Linked DNA regions of Homo sapiens: region 2 is linked to region 1. Evidence: read pairs that join two places in POLR2A ChIA-PET (ENCODE). Cell type or tissue: HepG2. All regions are shown on one strand. Links, peaks and the distances in the headings refer to the core of each region. The heading gives the core; the rest is flanking DNA. Region 1 holds the start of GLT8D1 (glycosyltransferase 8 domain containing 1). Region 2 holds the start of ITIH3 (inter-alpha-trypsin inhibitor heavy chain 3).

Evidence for each region. ChIA-PET counts read pairs that join two places held together with the same protein. Peaks named below come from ENCODE experiments on the same cell type or tissue, not always from the same donor. Only the 100,000 strongest peaks of a DNase experiment are listed, where the experiment ranks them.
Region 2: POLR2A ChIA-PET joins it to region 1 with 32 read pairs; 3 of 35 experiments call an interaction of 5 or more read pairs at or near these places.

What each region holds. Positions count from the first base shown.
Region 1 is chr3:52,701,882-52,708,088 of GRCh38, reverse strand. It overlaps GLT8D1 (glycosyltransferase 8 domain containing 1), which reads left to right and starts at 2,298. Exons shown (of 10, transcript NM_018446.4): 1 at 2,298-2,642. SPCS1 (signal peptidase complex subunit 1) reads right to left here and starts at 1,983. Exons shown (of 4, transcript NM_014041.5): 1 at 1,807-1,983; 2 at 1,386-1,445; 3 at 1,210-1,296; 4 at 1-402. The coding sequence starts at 1,842. The coding sequence ends at 277. RefSeq lists silencers at 126-215, 2,402-2,571 and an enhancer at 386-455. In HepG2, for the core only: no CTCF peak of the experiment used is centred there; DNase peaks (open chromatin) are centred at 1,988, 2,298 and 3,348; H3K4me3 peaks cover 3,825 bases.
Region 2 is chr3:52,792,661-52,798,867 of GRCh38, reverse strand. ITIH3 (inter-alpha-trypsin inhibitor heavy chain 3) reads right to left here and starts at 4,072. Exons shown (of 22, transcript NM_002217.4): 1 at 3,972-4,072; 2 at 3,245-3,265; 3 at 2,221-2,387; 4 at 2,025-2,129; 5 at 1,601-1,763; 6 at 938-1,051. The coding sequence starts at 4,064. RefSeq lists an enhancer at 3,585-4,474. In HepG2, for the core only: no CTCF peak of the experiment used is centred there; DNase peaks (open chromatin) are centred at 3,267, 4,137 and 4,607; H3K4me3 peaks cover 2,014 bases.

The sequences.
Region 1 (6,207 bases), core at 813-5,812:
ATCATTTATGAGGCATTTATTTTTCATTATTTACACCTGAAAGAAACTTCATACTTGTGTGTTCTGTTCCCCATCTCAGAGCAAGATTATGAAGAGAAGGTCTAAACTACTTATATAAATCAAAACCCAACTGGGCTAGAAATGAAGTATAAAGAGAACTAAATCTATACACAGCTGTGCCATAAGAGCATTAGGTGGTTTTAGCTCTTATCTGGGGTATGAAAGCAATTTAGCTCATCTCACAGAAACAAAAGCAGGTGCTGAATCATGAAAACCTCAATTATTTTTAGCATGCCTCTTAATTTTTCTTTCCCCTGGTTTCTTGTCGTCTGTGCTTGATTCTTGAACAGGTAACCACTTGAGAGGATGCCGGCGATAGATGGGCCATGGAGGAAGTGTCAGCTGGGCCAGAAAAGAGGAAATGCATAAATTATAGCTATTAAAAGTTTAAAAAATCATTACGTATAATGCCAGGTTCCCAAATGACTCCTATGCTGAGGGAACAAAAAAACAAAAAAAAAAATCCATATTCCTATAAAGGCTCTGTGCCACCATCCATGCAAAATACTGTATGATGATGGGAACAGGCTCACTGCCTATACAAATGGCTTTAAGACCTAAAAGAAAGGTGGGGGCCAGGCGTGGTGGCTCTCGCCTGTAATCCAAGCACTCTGGGAGGCCAAGGTGGGCGGATTGCTTGAGACCAGCCTGGCCAACACAGTGAAGCCCTGTCTTTACTAAAAATACAAAAATTAGCTGGGTGTGGTGGTGGGCTCCTGTAGTCACAGCTACTCGGGAGGCTGAGGCAGGAAAATCTATTAAACCCGGGAGGCAGAAGGTGCAGTGAGCCGAAATCGCCCCAGTGCACTGCAGCCTGGGCAACAAGAGTGAAACTCCGTCTCAAAAAATTTAAATAAATAAATAAATAAAAGGTGAAGGGACAACGTGAGCACCATGAAAACTCCTGCTGGCTTTGACCTTAAGATTATTAGCCAGAGTAGCCGCCAAAGGAAATAAGCTGTGTCCTTTTATATAGTTCGCACCATCTGACACTATTTTGGCATTCTACTTTTCCAATGATAGCAAAGGGAAACGCTGTTTGGAAGGATGAGGGAAACGTTGGCTTTGGGTCTCACTACTGAGTAGGTCTAACCAAACCAACCCGACTCACAAAACCCAAGCTGCCACTAATACCCACAAATTTCTTACCAAACATGAAAAAGCAAATCCGGCCATAACTATATAGACAGTCCACCCGAACTGTTCAGCCACGTACCCGTAGATAAATCCAACTATCTAGAGACAAATGAAGTATATTAAACACACTCAAACTGAGGGTTGGGAGGGAGGCGGGGGCGGAGATTAAATGTAAAACCAATACTTACTGCAGAAAAAAGAATAATTCCCTGAAACATCTGTTCAGCTAGCTTCTGGCCCTTGTAATCCTGGGGTGAAGCAGAGGAAAAAAAGAATTGGTTCCACCGCCGAGAACATACAATTCCTGCCCTGACCTCACAACTCTGGCACAGGGTAACCCCAACATCAGGGTCTCCCGCTCTCCTAAGGGCCTGGGCAAGATATTAAATTCTGGGCTTCCCGGGAGGAACTGAAACACCCTCACGGAGAATGGACAGGAGATTCTCGCGGAGTAGAAGAGAAGGGGACCCAGGAGGCAATTCGGGAAAGAGGGTGGACGGTAACCATCCGGGCCCGGAACAGCGCAGCACCGGGTCGGTGCTCCAACATGGGCTTCGAAGCTGCCAGGCACAAGAACGGCGTGCAGAGGTCCCCGGGTTGCGCCCTCACCATCTGCGTGGGCAGCGAGCTCAGATGCTCCAGCATGGCTGGCTGAGGAGGCGGGCAGCTGAGCGCGGGTGGCAGGCTGCGAGGCGAGGGCGACCGAGACTTAAGGACCGTGAGGGGTAAGGTCTGGCACTGCGCGTCAGTAGCCGGGCCTTCTAAGCCCGGGAGAGCGATGGCGGCGGCCCCGGAAGCGGAAGTCTCCGACGGGCCGGTACAGCCCGTGTCCCCGCCCCGCGCCATCGCTAGGCGACGTGCGCTTTTGCCGCGCCGTGCTGCCCGCGAGGGCAGCTGAGGTGGTGGTGGCGGCCGCCTTGTCGAGGCATCGCGCGCCCGTGAAGTGTTCGCCGTCAGTGCTGTTGGGTGCCTGGAGCCGCGTCCCCCGTCCCGAAAACTGTCCTTGACAGTACTTGCGCGGCCCAACGGCCGCCGGCGCCCCCGCGTCTCCATGGCGACGGCCTTTTTCCCTGCGAGGACCCCGGCGGCAGGGCTGCCCCGCGGCGCCTGCTTGGCGCGACGCTCTAGCGGTTACCGCTGCGGGCTGGCTGGGCGTAGTGGGGCTGCGCGGCTGCCACGGAGCTAGAGGGCAAGTGTGCTCGGCCCAGCGTGCAGGGAACGCGGGCGGCCAGACAACGGGCTGGGCTCCGGGGCCTGCGGCGCGGGCGCTGAGCTGGCAGGGCGGGTCGGGGCGCGGGCTGCATCCGCATCTCCTCCATCGCCTGCAGTAAGGGCGGCCGCGGCGAGCCTTTGAGGGGAACGACTTGTCGGAGCCCTAACCAGGGGTATCTCTGAGCCTGGTGGGATCCCCGGAGCGTCACATCACTTTCCGATCACTTCAAAGTGTAAGGGGGGCCCTACTGACCCTTGGAATTTAGGGGGGCTACCCTAGGCGGCATCCACAACAGAGAGAATTCCCTTGGAGAGGGGACCCTGGTGCTCGGCTGTCCCTCTCATCCGCGTAGAAAGTCCCTCATCTGGGGGCTCCCGAACTCAGCCCTCTCACATTGTGGCCGGCTTTACTGACCCTCACAGACCCAGGCTGGGCCCTCCCGATAGAGGCCAGCCAAAGGTTCACTCAGCCTCTCTTTCAAGGCTGGTGTATCTCTAAATCTTAGACCCTCCTCCGTTACCGTCAGCCAGGTGGGATGCCCACGTTTTGGAGAGAAACCGTTCTGAGGAACCCGGGCCTCTGGGTCCCAGCTGGCTCTCCGGCCCCCAGGTTATGTATTCTGGGTTGGCCACAAACAGTGGAATTCTAGGCACTCCCGGGACAGGGTGGGACTGCTGTCCTCATTCATGCAACCAGCAAATATTCACGGCACCTTGTTTGTGCCAGACAGCAGACCGAGGACACGGTTGTTACCAAGACCAGGCTGTTGCCTTGGAAGAGCCCAGAGCGTGTCAAGGGAGACAGCCACATCACGCCAGAAATACATGACAGCTGGATTAGCCCTGGGAGAGGGAGGCCCAGATGTGGGAGCTCAGGGGAGGTGCAGCTCAACGTGGAGTTTGGAGGAGGCTACCTTGACCTTTGAATGCCAAGTGGGAGCCAGCCAGATGAAAGGGTAGGAGAAAGTGTTTGTATATCCTCAGTGCCCTTTCATCCTTGCACGTGGCAGAGACCAAACAGTAAAATGCAGACACGTTTGACACTTTTCTGACCTCAGAAGGACTCAGGACGTGTAGAAGGCAGAAAGAGGGATGGGCAAGAGTTTATTCCTGTTTCCTTCTCATGCTCTGTATTTCTTGGTGTGTTTGAAGAGACTTTCTGTTGTGTGTATAAATAGATATATCTCTGTGTGGTCTTTTTTTTTTTTTTTTTTTTTTTTTGAGGCGAAGACTCGCTCTGTTGCCCAGGCTGGAGTGCAGTGGTGCGATCGCGGCTCACTGCAACCTCCGCCTCCTGGGTTCAAGGGATTGTCCTGCCTCAGCCTTCTGAGTAGCTGGGATTACAGGCATGCGCCACCACGCCCGGCTAATTTTTGTGATTTTAGTGGAGACGGGGTTTCACTGTGTTGGCCAGACTAGTCTCAAACGCCTGACCTCAAGTGATCCACCCACCTCGGCCTTCCAAAGTGCTGGGATTACAGGCATGAGCCACCGCGCCCGGCCAGTGCGGTCTTTTTTTTTTGTATCCACAGTTTTGTATCCTTGGATTCAACCAACCACGGACTGAAATTACAGATACAGAGGGCTGACTGTAATATGCCATTTTACATAAGGGACTTGAGCATCCGTGAATTTTTGTATACATGGGGAGTCCTGGAGCCAATCCCCGACTGATACTGAGGACCAACTGTGTTGCTAATCAAATTGTACACAATTATATACTCTTACGAAAATGTAGTTAACTATTACAGATCCAGCGTCTGTGTGCAATTTCGTTTTGAGAATTCCTTCTAACCAGATCAGGAAAGCTCTCTTACCAGGAATAGCCCCAGGAAAGACAATATGGATTAGACGTACTCCATGATAACTGGCGTTTTGCATGTAGGTAACTGTGGAAGTTTTAGGAGCAACTGGTTTCTGCCTTGCCAGTCTACTTAAGTATGTCAGATACTTGATAGAATTGTGTTTTTCTTGTTTCCAGCCAAGTGTGCCTCTTGATCCCGTAACTGCTAACTGGAAGTCAAGAAACTAAAAACATTATCTCTTGTACCATTAATTAAGTGGGATTTATTTGAGTGCAAGATCGTTTTCTCAGTGGTGGTGGAAGTTGCCTCATCGCAGGCAGATGTTGGGGCTTTGTCCGAACAGCTCCCCTCTGCCAGCTTCTGTAGATAAGGTCAGCCCATAATGTGATAGAGGCATATGACTTAGGGTATATACTGATGTATATACTTCTCTTTTTTTTTTTTTTTTTTTGAGACAGAGTCTTACTCTGTTGCCCAGGCTGGAGTGCAGTGGCACGGTCTCAGCTCACTGCAACCTCCGCCTCCCGGGTTCAAGGGATTCTCTTGCCTCAGCCTCTCAAATAGCTGGGATTACAGGCACCTGCCACCATGCCTGGCTAATTTTTTGTATTTTTAGTAGAGATGGGGTTTCACCATCTTGGACAGGCTGGTCTCGAACTCCTGACCTCTTGATCCACCTGCCTTGGCCTCCCAAAGTGCTGGGATTACAGACGTGAGCCACGGCGCCCTGATGTATATGAGAAGAAGTTCACTGACACGTTGTACTTCATATATACTGCTTTGGAAAGGTGTGTGTGGGCTGGGCCTGGTGGCTCAGGCCTGTAATCCCAGCACTTTGGAAGGCCGAGGCAGGTGGATCACCTGAGGTCAGGAGTTCGAGACCAGCCTGGCCAACATGGTGAAACCCTCTCTCTATTAAAATTAGCTGGGCGTGGTGGCGCACACCTGTAGTCCCTGCTACTCGGGAGGTTGAGGCACAAGAATTGCTTGAATCTGAGAGGCAGAGGTTGCAGTGAGCCAAGACGGCACCACTGCACTGCAGCCTGGCTGACAGAGCCAGACTCTGTCTCGAAAAAAAAAAAAAAGGAAAGAAAGAAAGATGTGTATTTTCCCCCTAATTTGTAATCTGGCCTGTGATCCCATTTTTAAAAAAAATTTTTTTTAGATATGGGGTTGGGGGATGGTCATACTATGTTGCTCAGGCTGGTCTGGAACTCCTGGGCTCAGGCAGCCTCCCACCCCAGCCACCTGAATAGTTGGGATTATGGGTATCAGCCACAGTGCCTGGCTGATCCACAGTTTTTATTGCTTTTTATTTTTTATTTTTTTGAGACAGGGTGTCGCTTTGTCACCCAGGCTGGAGTGCAGTGGCATGAATATGGCTTACTGCAGCCTTGACCTCCCTGGCTCAGGGGATCCTCCTGCCTTAGCCTCCCAAATGCTTGGGACTACAGATGCACGTCACCATGCCTGGCTAATTTTTGTATATTTTGTAGAGATGAGCTTTCACAATGTTACCCAGGCTGGTCTTGAACTCCTCAGCTCAGGTGATCTGCCCGCGTTAGCCTTGTTGTTTTCATTTTGGGATTATAGGCATGAGCCACAGTGCCCAGCCCCCAATTTTTTAAACAGTTTTTCAACATATTTCTCTTCTTTACAAAGGCCTTGAGAAATTAAGTGCCTGGTAGGCACACAATTTTCCCAGGATGAAGTTAATTCAAACTTACTTTGTCTGTAGTCCCTGCTACTTGGGAGGCTGAGGCAGGAGGCTTGCTTGAGCCTAGGAGTTAGAGGCCAGCCTGGGCAACATGGTGAGACCCTGTCTAAAAAAACAAATGAACTAACTTGCATTGCAATACGCTATGTTTGAAAGTGCTTTGTAAAATTAATAGCCTTATGTAAGGGTTGGGTACTACTATGGGTGAAGATGAAGTAAGAAAGGGTTAAAAGGTAGGTTCACGATATCTTGGTTGGTAAAATGTCTTTAAGGAAA
Region 2 (6,207 bases), core at 402-5,401, 91 kb before region 1:
GGGAGGAGCCCTTGGCAGGGCAGAGGCTAGCAAGAGCTGGAGGCCTGGGCAGCCCTGCCCGCCGGTGGCGTGCTCTGCAGCTCCCAGGACTCACTGGAAGGCACTGTTTACCACGCTCCGGCCTTTCTGAGCACCGCTTTTCCCCTTGGAGATCAGGGCTCCTGGCTGGGCACAGGCCTTGGCTGATTCAGCTTCCAGCTCCCTTTTTCTTGGCCTCACACACCCATTAGCCCAGGCTACCTTGGAGCTCAGCACTGAGAAGCTACTTAGGGAAGGGGTAGCTTCCCATTAAAAGGAATTTCTTGTAGGTTTGGAATGTTGGTGTGTGGGTGCCAAGAGGAGGGGAGGGAGAAAGGAGGAGAAAGGGGAGGAGGAGGGTCCCGGGGCAGGATGTGGCCCTGCAGAAGCCAGCAGTCCTCTGAGTGTGTGCTCCTCGGGCCTCGCCCTGGAAGTCCTGGATGATTGGTTTGTTGTTTATACAAACATTTATTCACCCACTGTCCACTGCCATTAAGGCCCCTGGAACAGCTGGGAGCCTTGGGGACTGGAGTCAACCACCTAGCACCAAGAATGAAGTTCTCTTTAGTCTTTCACCTCTCATTGTGGAGTCAGTAGATCTAAATGACTCCCTTGGGCTTCAGCCTCGGGACCTGTAAAACAGGGAAGATAAGCCCTGCCCTGTCCATTTCCCAAGGGGGAACGGGACCAGGCTTTGTAAATGGCTCCTCTGGCAGGTCATTGTCAGCAGCCCCTGCCCTCAGCATCCTCACTCCCAACCCCAGTGGGCAAGGAGGAAGGTGATAGTTGCAGATTGATCCCCAGCCCCACCCCAACACATGCATGCTTGCAGCAGCTAAGCCCTAGGCTGCAGGCTTGTTCTGCTGGAGTCAGTATTCCTGTCCCCTGCCCCACCAGGTCTGAGAGGCATCTACATCACCTTTTTCCCTGAGAAGGACTTGGTGAGGGCGCTTCCCAGGAGGTCGTTGGTGATGAAAGAGGCCTCAGCATCCAGCATGCTGATTCCCTGAGGCTCGAAGATGTCTACCTCGATCTGAAATGGCCAAAGTAAGGAAATGTCACTCAGTGACCTCAGAGGCCAGTTCCCAGAACAAGGCCAATGGGAATGAGATGGGTCTGTGGTGATGCAGGGACCCTCTAGGACAGTGCTGAGGGCCAAGCCTGGTGTCTCCCACTGCGAAAGTGACCACAGGGGCTTGGAGGAGAGTATGCTGATCGGGAGGTGTTACCACCGCCTGCCATATGCGCCCGAAATTCCACCACTGATGCTTTTCCTTTGGCTTTCAGCTTTGAGGTAGGAAAAATGCCCATGTGCCCAGTGAGAAGCCTTACAGAGGCACTTGCTGGTGTTGCTCTTGAGGGCCCAGCACCGAATCTGCATCTGTGGAGTCCATCCCAGCCTCTTCCCCTTGGCCCCAGATGCTTTTGGCCAGAACCATTGAATTCCTCCAGCCTTCCCAGCCAAGGATGGGGGATGCCGTGAGGCAGAACTTTTGTTTTTGACCCCTGTCTGAGACTGCCCCATGGGCGGGTTCCTGCACCCCGCTGCCGTCCCCCCAGGTCTGCAGGGGCGGTTGATTACCTCAAAGTGTTTGACCAGTTGCTTAGGCTGGACCTTGAGGTACATCTCGTACTTGCCCTTGTGCCTCTTCAGCAGCTCCTCGTAGGTTAGCTCGAAGGTGACTTTGCTGCCTGCAGCCACGTTGACCGAGACTGTGAACTTCTCCAACTTCCTCCCAGAGGCCCTGACCAGGGTGCGAGATGGTGACTCCCTCAAAGACTGCAGGAGCCCACCCTTCCTCGGCCCTCGGCCCCAGGCCCAGCCCTTTGGCGAGGGAGATCCCTAACCATTCTGAGCCTCACTTGCCTCAGCCTCAACGTGGGATAATGGCAAAATTATGGGCACATTTTGCTATACCAATAATAATAGCTGTTGTTGTTGTTTGTAGCCCTGAAGGCCCTTGGATCCCAGACATTCTCCCCAAGGCCTGGGAGTCCATACTTACTTGACCAAGCCGGCCGTCTTGCCCTGGGACACAGCCTTTTCATACTGCTTCTTGGCAACTTCCTTCTCCTTGACATTCCCAGGGTAGGTAACACCGTCGATGGTCCTGCAGGGAAAGAGAGTTGGGGGTAGGGAGATCACACTGGGCCAGACCCCCTGTTCCCGAGCCCAGAGCCAGCAGCCATGGTGGTACCCACAAGGTGAAGTTGGTGATGAAGGCCGTCTTGGGCAGCTCCACATCAAAGGAAACCTCCTTGGCCGTGTCTGCACGGTTGACGGCTCTCATGGTGACAACATTGTGAGCAAAACGGGAGGTCACCTTGGAGTTGATTTTGGTACTGTAGACCTCGATGCCATTGGCCACCTTTGGGGAGGTGGGTGGAGAATCAGCCAGACTGGGACACTGGAGAAGCAGGTTTGCAACCCAGCCACCTCCCTTGCAAACCCTTGGAGGCTCTGAGGCCCCTGCCCGGCACGCAACCCTCATCCTCCAGGTCTTCTACACTGGAAGACTTGGTGGCGTCTCCAGTCTCCATGTTCTGGTGGCCACCATTATTCAGATGCTTGTCCTGCCTCCTTAATTCTGCGATCCGTTTACACACCACTGCAGCCAGTGAGAGCTTGCCCTTTCCCGTCCAGTCACCCTGAGCTCCAGCTATGCGTGGGACACTGGCTCTGGAGCATCTGCCCCTGGCTCTTCCTGCTCATCCTCCACACCTCACACTCCCTCAAGCACACAGCCCAGCCCACCTCCTGGGTCTTTAGGTAATTGCCTCATTCTGTCTCCCAAAGAGGAACTGATTTCCTGTGCCAAGGGAAGTCTCCAAACACCCTCTTTCCAATAGGGGTGTTGAATTTTGAGAGGCTCTAGGGAGGTGTTCCAGCCCCCTCCCCCTAGGGATATAAAGATGCTTCGTGAGGGTGTGGCAGGGACCGCTTCACAGAGCCAGGTACCAGCAAGTGCTAAGGAAGTGTCTGCGGAAGGAAGGGATGCCTGTGAGGGGCCCTCTTGGGCTACATCCTGCGAGGTTGGAGGGGTCGTCACTCTGTGGTGCTCTTTCCCAGGAGTCCTGCGCTGTTGGAGGCTGCCAGGGCAGAGGGCCGTAAGCTGTTTGCCAGCTGTGAGGAGTCAGCTGTTATAGCCTACACCTTCAGCAGTTGGGGAACCAGCTCCATCCTGCCCTGCCCCACTCGGTCCCACCCCCTGGTGAAAGTTCTTACCCCTTCCGGGAGGCTCCGTTTCTGAAAAAACAAAAACAAACACAAACACAGGAATCAGGCCAAGGCCAACACCAAGGCCGCATGGCCTGGGAGGCTCTGGGCTGAGACCAGGGGTTCAGTGGTGCCCTGCCCCCCACACACCTGAGTGGCCCCCAGACATAGGACCCTCCAGAGCCACATGTCAGAGTAGGAAAAACTCTGAATAGATGGGGAAACTGAGGTCCAGAGAGGGGCAGGTATCCAGGTTACCAGGAGAGCAGGGCAGGGGGAACTGAACCCAGAGCTCTCTTCACACCCTACATGCCCCACCTCATTCTATCTCCCATTCTGCCTTTCCCTGGCCCCCAGGCCCCTTTAGGCCTCCTTCCAGAGCACCCCTGCCCCCGCCACACCCCGCAGGGCTCAACTGAGCATTTTGTAGAGGTCACACTCGTTTGAGACTTGAACCTTCATTGCCCCTCAGTGAAGTGAGCAGTTCCTGGTGCATTGCTCTTTTGACAGGTGGGGAAGCTGAGGCCCAGGGAGTTTTAAGAGCCTTCCCAGGGTTAGACAACAGGTTAGCATAGGCCTCAGCTGGAGCCCGGTTCTCCCAGTGTCCACACTACTCCCAGCAGCTCAGTGCCCAGCCCTCTGCCTCCTCTTCACTCCACTCAGAGGCCTTGCCCAGCATGATGCCTTCTGCCCATTCCACACCAAGACCCAGATGGCAAAGAGGGGGCAGACTCACCCCAAGCAGCCGAAAGGGGCTTCTCGGGAAGCCAGAGGCTGCCAAGCTGGAGAGCAGAGCCAAGATGAGACAGGGCCACCATGCAAATGCCATCGCTGAATACTCAGGCCTGGCCCACGCTCCTTATATGAGCAAGCCTGGTGTTTTCCAAGCAGGGTCAGTGACCTGCAGCGGGGGTGGGAGGAGTGGAGGCAGGAAGGGCCTCCGGGAAGCTGGGCATGGGTGGAATGACGGGTCCCTCGATGTGTCTGTCTGAAGAAGGCCTGGTGGGTCTTGCCAACAGCGTTGGGGCTTCATTCCTGAGAGACCGGGGGACTCGGAAGAGGCCCGCAGGAAAGCAGAAGCTGTGGGCCAACAAATGGACCCTGGGACTCCCTGGCGTGGATGATGGAGATGGGGTGTGGAGTTGCATTTAGGGCAAAGGGCATCTCAGCATTGTTGCCTCTTATCCCTACCACTGGGACAGCCTCTCTCTGGCCTCCTGGATTGCAGCCCCTCCCTTCTTGAGGCAGCCAGGGCGTGAAACTAGACTGTCACCTTCAGGCTGGGACCTCCACAGCAGAGCCCCTCGCTCACTACCCTTCTATGGCCCCCAAAGCCCCAGGGAAAGGACACACAACGATCCCGGAAGCCCAGCTGTCTCTGTGATCTGACCCCAGCTTGTTTTTCTGAGCTCACTCTCTTGCACCAGCACACCCTCCCCTTCTGCACATGTCACATCTTTCATCTCTCTGCCAGTCCCAGTGCCTCCCCTCCAGGACCCTTCCCTGGCCATCCCCTAGAGGACTATGGGACATCCCTGCTCCAAGCCCCAAGCCCCCTGAGGGCCTGCTTTGTCATGACCTTATGTTGAGGTGGATGTGCTCAGGTCTGCCTGCCCCCTCTGCACCCAGAGCTCCTGGGGGCTGGACCATGTCATGTTTCCCTCTGTGCTTCCAGGGCCCAGCCAGGGACTTGGCTGCCCTCAGCCTTTTGGGGAGTCATTGCCCTAAAAGTCGTAGTGAGGCTGGGCTCCAGCTTCCAGGACAACAGGAGCTTTAGAGGCAGGACCTGGTCTCAGTGGGGGCTGGGACCTCCTGAGCCACCTCAGGACCCTGCCAGCCTAGCCCCATCAGGGCAGCTGTTGCACACCCACCATACCCATGGCTTCTCTGAGCCAAGCTGACCCTGTGACCCTCCCACTGGGCAGCCCACTACTGAATGGAGTCGACAAGGACGGCTGGGTCCAGGACAACTAACTTATGGGGAGTTCAGCGGCCTCAGCTGAAAGCTCTGGTGCTGACTGGGAGATGTGCAGAGAGAGTTGTTGGGAGCAGAGGAACCAAGAAGGCAAAAGGCAGATGCCACGGGGCAGCGGAAGCCCTGAGGAGGGTGTGGTCTAATGGCTGGAAGAGGCAGCAGCCACAGAGCAATGATGGAGAGTTGCCAAATCAGCCAGGCACTATGGCTCTTGCCTGTAATCCCAGCTTTTTGGGAGACTGAAGCTGGAGGATCACCTGGGCCCAGGAGTTCGAGGCTGCAGTGAGCGCTGTGTTCGTGCCACTGCGCTCCAGCCCGGATGACAGGGCGAGACCCCCGTCTCAAAAAAAAAAAAAAAAATTGAAAAGAGGGAGTTTCCAAGCCAGTGAAATGATGGCCAAGTGGCAGATGCTGCCTGTGCTTGGTGTCTGGCTGGGCGGTGCCTGTTTCCCTCGGGCCTCCTGAACCCTTACACCAACCTCACTGGCAGCAGGCACCAAGCTCGGGCCTGATGGAGGCCAAACCCAGCAGGTGCTGGCGCCTGGGTGTGGAGAGAAGACCCCTCAGAGCTGCCGTGTCCTCATTTCCTGGCTTCTGGGATGTTTTCAGTCCTGTGGCTGCTGGCACTGGGTGGCTGGCACTGTTGCCCAATGGCTCCTCCTCACGGACCTGCAGCTGCCTGCAGAGCTTCTCCTGTACTCTCTCATCTGGACCACTGCCTCATCCCCAAGTGCCTGGAGTTTGGGGAGACGGACAACTCGAAATAGGGATTCTGTAGCTGCTCAAGCAGCCTCAAGGGATGGCTGGGGACTTGGAGGAACCAGAGTCGTCATGCAGACTTTATAATTAGACGGAATCTAAGAGATCTTTGGGTTCACCGCCTTTCCATTCTACAGGAGAGGGAGATGAGGCCCCCATTGGGCAGGCCTTGCCAAGGGTGACCCCGACAGCTGGCAGCTCACAGCTCTTCCTGGAGAACCCCAGGATACCTGGGAAG